2 separate regions of the Homo sapiens genome follow, and region 2 is linked to region 1. Evidence: chromatin loops called from intact Hi-C (ENCODE). Cell type or tissue: heart left ventricle. All regions are shown on one strand. Region 1 has its middle 11 kb from the start of CAMK2G. Region 2 overlaps VCL (vinculin).

Region 1 (2,500 bases):
CCCCAGGGATCTATCCCTGGAAATGGCCACGGGCAGCCACAACTTGCACTTAGAAAAATGCGGCACTGCACGGGAGTCTGTCTCTATCCCTCTGTATCTTATCTCCCCAACTCTGTTGTGACTTCCTTGACCTCATGCTTCTGAGTGAAAAAGAGTGCCCTGAATATCACATTCATTTGACAAACATGTTGACTGACAGATAATCTGAGAAAAAGGAAGAAATAAATAAACAAAAAGAGGCAAAGATAAATCAGTGAGAAAGTAAGCAGGCAGATCACAACCCAAAGTCTGGGGAATCTGCTTCACTTCCCAAGCAAAGCTCCCAGGCCACCTGGAGAAGGAAGAGCAGGAAGGCTGTGTCGAGGTGGCCTGGTACTTCCTTGTCCCCAGCACCCACTCCAGCCCCAGATGCCCTCAGATCTACCAGAAGACACTGGAGATCCTTATACCTCCTGAAAGGAGGGGTTCTGCAGTGATTCTCCAAATGTGGATGATTTTCTTTTCTCTGCTTCTGGCCTTACTTCCTTGCCCTAAAGCAAGTAGGTGTCTCATGGGATAATTCACAGTGAAATGAGACATAGAGAGAACTAACCCTGGAGGAGAAATCATGTCAGCAGTTTATCACACAATGCATTGATTTTAGATTTGTCTGTGTACCTCATTAGATCATAAGAGCTGGGAGAGTAGAGAAGGGAGGTCTTGTTCACCAAACTAGTCCCAGAGTATAGCACCCTGCCTAGTACACAGAAGGTGCTCAGTTGGGTGCCCCATATACATTTGTTGATTTGGCTCATTGAGGGGCACCTGGAACCTGCCAGAACACTCCTGTTATCTAGCTGGCATCAGCAACTTTTATTCTGGAGCTCATTCCATGTCTGAGATCTAGTGATCTACTGGAAGAAACCATAGCTGGAGGCACCAATAATGGACTGTGGGGCCTTGGGTTCTAAGACAGACTTGGTGCTGGAAATGACCCCTGGGGTGGAGTGGGCTGAGTAATCTGGTAGCTCTCCGGCTCTCTAAAACTGGGTCTAAGGCGGCCTCTAGTGGACAAGCAGAATCACTGCCCGTTTGGGGTGGAGACCTAGCCTCCTCACTTCTGTGGCCCGCACCATCTCCAGGTTCTCCATCCTTGGGCCCAGAGTGGAAAGCATTCAAGATGGCACCACCACCAATATAAGCGGCCCATATCAGAACAGGATCCATCCAACGGACAGACCCGTTAAAAAGCACTCACTGTGTATAGCACACAGTGCTTGGCCACAAGATATGAGGAGAAGGAGATATAAGGAGGAGAAGACTAGGGCTCTGCTTTTAAGGGACCTATGATCTAAATGAGAAGTTAAAACCAAAATTTTAAGAAAGCAAACAGCAAGCCCATAATTAGGTGCCAACCATTTCAAGGGGTGAGTTCAGAGAATCAGCGCAATCTCATCTGTAAAATGAGAATACCAAAACTTACCCTTAGGGTTGTTATGATGATTAAAATGAGATAGTAGGGAGAAAATATGGCATTATTGTTGTTGTTGTTCAAGCAATCTATGTTCAACATAAGAAATTTATTATTTGTGGCCGGGCGCAGTGGCTCACGCCTGTAATCCCAGCACTTTGGGAGGCCGAGGTGGGGCGATCAAGAGGTCAGGAGATAGAGACCATTCTGGCTAACACAGTGAAACCCCATCTCTACTAAAAATACAAAAAAATTAGCCGGGCGTGGTGGTGGGCGCCTGCAGTCCCAGCTACTCAGGAGGCTGAGGCAGGAAAATGGCATGAACCCGGGAGGCAGAGCTTGCAGTGAGCCGAGATCACGCCGCTGCACTCCAGCCTGGGCGACAGAGTGAGACTCCGTCTCAAAAAAAAAAAAAAGAAGAAATTTATTATTTGTGTTTGTTTGTTTGTGTTTGTTGTTGTTGTTTTTTGGGACGGAGTCTGGCTCTGTTGCCCAGGCTGGAGTGCATTGTTGCAATCTCGGCTCACTGCAACCTCCGCCTCTCGGGTTCAAGTGATTCTCCTGCCTCAGCCTCCTAAGTAACTGGGATTACAGGCATGCGCTACCATGCCCGGCTAATTTTTGTATTTTTAGTAGAGATGAGGTTTCACCATGTTGGCCAGGATGGTCTCGATCTCTTGGCCTCGTGATCCTTCCACCTTGGCCTCCCAAAGTGCTGGGATTATAGGCGTAAGCCACTGTGCCCAGCTGCTAATTTTCGTATCTTTAGTAGAGATGGGGTTTCACCATGTTGGCAAGGCTGCTCTCAAACTCCTGACCTCAAGTGCTGGGACCTCAAGTGCCTCCCAAAGTGGCTTCCTGAGGGCAGGGACATCACCTCTTTTGTTCACTCCTTTTTTTTTTTGAGACAGAGTATTGCTTTGTCACCCAGGCTGGAGTGCACTGGCGTGATCTCTGCTCACTGCAACCTCCACCTCCTGGGTTCAATCAATTCTCCTGTCTCAGTCAAATAGCTAAGACTGCAGGCGCACGCCACCATACCCGGCTAAT
Region 2 (2,500 bases), 170 kb before region 1:
CAGCTCACTGTAGCCTCAACCTCCCAGACTCAAGTCATCCTCCCACCTCAGCCTATCAAGTAACTGAGACCAAAGGCACATGCCACCATGCCCAGATAATTTTTTATTTTTTATATTTTTTGTAGAGACAGGGTCTCACTATGTTGCCCACACTGGTCTTGAACTCCTGGGCTCAAGTGATCCTCCCACCTCAGCCTCTTAAGTAGCTGAGACTATAGGTGCACATCACCATGCCCAGCTAATTTTTTATGTTTTGTACAGACAAGGTCTCCCTATGTTGTCCAGACTGGTCTTGAACTCCTGGGCTCAAGTGATCCTCCTGCCTTGCCTCACAAAGTGCCAGAATTACAGGCGTGAGCCACTGTGCCCAGCAGAGTCACTAATCTTAAATTCCTTTAAATTCTTTCATATATTTATTCATCTAATATATTGAGGAACTATTACATGCTATGATTCCTAGAAATGGGAATATTTTTTAAAAGTCCTTACCTAAGAGGAACCTTGGTAGGAGGAGACAAGTACAAATCAGTCTTTAGAAGTATGTCCAGCAGGCTGGACGCGGTGGCTCACACCTGTAATCCCAACACTTTGGGAGGCCAAGGCAGGCAGATCACAAGGTCAGGAATTCGAGACCAATCTGACCAACATGGTGAAACCCCATCTCTACTTAAAAAATACAAAAATTAGCCAAGCGTGGTGGCACATGCCTGTAATCCCAGCTACTCAGGAAGCTGAGACAGGAAAATTGCTTGAACCCAGGAGGTGGAGGTTGCAATGAGCCAAGATGGCACCACTGCACTACAGCCTTCGTGACAGGGCGAGACTCCGTCTCAAAAAAAAAAAAAGTATGGGTGCAAAAGCAGGAGGAGATTTTTTCTTTTCTTTTTTTTTTTTCTTTCGAAGTGGAGTCTTGCTCTGTCACCCAGGCTGGAGTGCAGTGGTGCGATCTCAGCCCACTGCAAACTCTGCCTCTCCCACACTCAAGTGATTCTCAAGCCTTAGCCTCCCAGTAGTTGGGATTATAGGCATGCGCCACCATGCCGAACTAGTTTTTGTATTTTTAATAGAGATGGGGTTTCACCATGTTGGCCAGACTGGTCTCGAACTCCCAACCTCAGGTGATCCCTAAGTGCTGGGATTACAGGTGTGAGCCACCGTGCCTGGCCTGGAGGAGTCATTTTTACCTAAGAGGTTAGGAATGTTGCGATGGAGAAGGTAACTACACTGCTCCTGCCTTGAGAAGTTCAGCACTACTTATAAAGATGATTCTCTTTGCAGCATCTCTTTGAGCTCTTTTTCCAGTAGATCTCTTTCTCTCTCTCTCTCACGCATACGCACGTGCACACGCACACACACACACACACCCTTTCTGTGAGAAATAACATGCACTTGCAATCGGTCTAGTTGGACTAGGGAGGGCAGTCTACCATCACAAAGTGCAGGTAGCTCACTCTAAAGCCAAACAATCTCAATCTACTTCTGTAAAAAGCAGTCATCCTATGTCAGCTCACTGGTTTAGTGGCCGTGGAAAGGAGAGCTTTAGACAAAATAATATAAAGGAAATGGTGTGATTAAGTCTATTTAGACATATGGTCCATAAATTAAAACTGGAAAGCACTTGAAAACATTCACGTTCAACTTTCACTCCCACCAAAAAAAAAAAAAAGTTGGGGAGGAGTGGAAGTAACTCATATCACATTCACTGTTTTAATAAAAACAAAAAAATTAAAACTGATCTTAGACAGTATAGCCTTTTAGGTTATAAATACTGTCAAAAAGATGCATTGTTTGCCTAAGAGTGAAGTACTATGGAACAGAACACTTGAAAATTTTATTTCATGGAGGTCGCAGTTCCTGGAGCACACCCAAGGAAACAGGTGTTTACATACCACGATCCCTGTATTAGAGAGAGAGAGCTTGTTGCAGAGCCCACAAACATATCTGATCAAACAAGGCTACGACGACACTTGGGAGATGGGAAGGAAACAGGTGGAGGGAAGGAAGTGAGAACATGAGAATCTGGTCAGTGAGGTTTTCTCCACCTGGCCACTGCACCCAGCACCTCCCTCACTGTCATCTCCAACCAGTCTGGCCCCAGTATAATTATGTGGCAGGCAAAATCAATTGTCAGGGCTATTCTTCCTCTTTTCTTAGCCCTTGTTGAGATCTTCCCTTCCCTTCCCATCCTGTCAGGGTCTTTCAGACATCAAGAAAGGCATAGATCACTTCCCAGTCTGAGAAGTCCATCATATTTAAAAATGAAGAAATGCCAAAACAGGTTCATAAAAATGGTGGTCTATTTAAGTGCTTACATTTAATATTTTAATTGCATGATCAACTTTTGTCTGGGCTGGAGTGCAGTGGCACGATCACGGCTCACCACAGCCTTGACCTCCTGGGCTCAAGTGATCCTCCTACCTTAGCCTCCCGAGTAACTGGGACTACAGGTGCATGCCACCATGCCCAGGTAATTTTTTGTATTTTTAATAGAGATGGGGTT

What was found. A loop is a pair of places that touch in the nucleus more often than their neighbours do. Peaks named below come from ENCODE experiments on the same cell type or tissue, not always from the same donor. Only the 100,000 strongest peaks of a DNase experiment are listed, where the experiment ranks them.
Region 2: it touches region 1 in a loop (4-fold over the local background); 13 of 110 quality-filtered maps call a loop at or near these places.

The regions. Positions count from the first base shown.
Region 1 is chr10:73,884,796-73,887,295 of GRCh38, reverse strand. No RefSeq gene overlaps it. Among named protein-coding and RNA genes, the nearest start is that of CAMK2G, 11 kb to the right of the region's middle. RefSeq lists enhancers at 1-110, 1,042-1,151. In heart left ventricle, a CTCF peak has its summit at 1,043 (motif pointing left); a DNase peak (open chromatin) is centred at 1,035; H3K27ac peaks cover 993 bases.
Region 2 is chr10:74,057,755-74,060,254 of GRCh38, reverse strand. The region is part of intron 2 of VCL (vinculin); the gene reads right to left. Among named protein-coding and RNA genes, the nearest start is that of VCL, 61 kb to the right of the region's middle. In heart left ventricle, a CTCF peak has its summit at 1,392; no DNase peak of the experiment used is centred here; H3K27ac peaks cover 935 bases.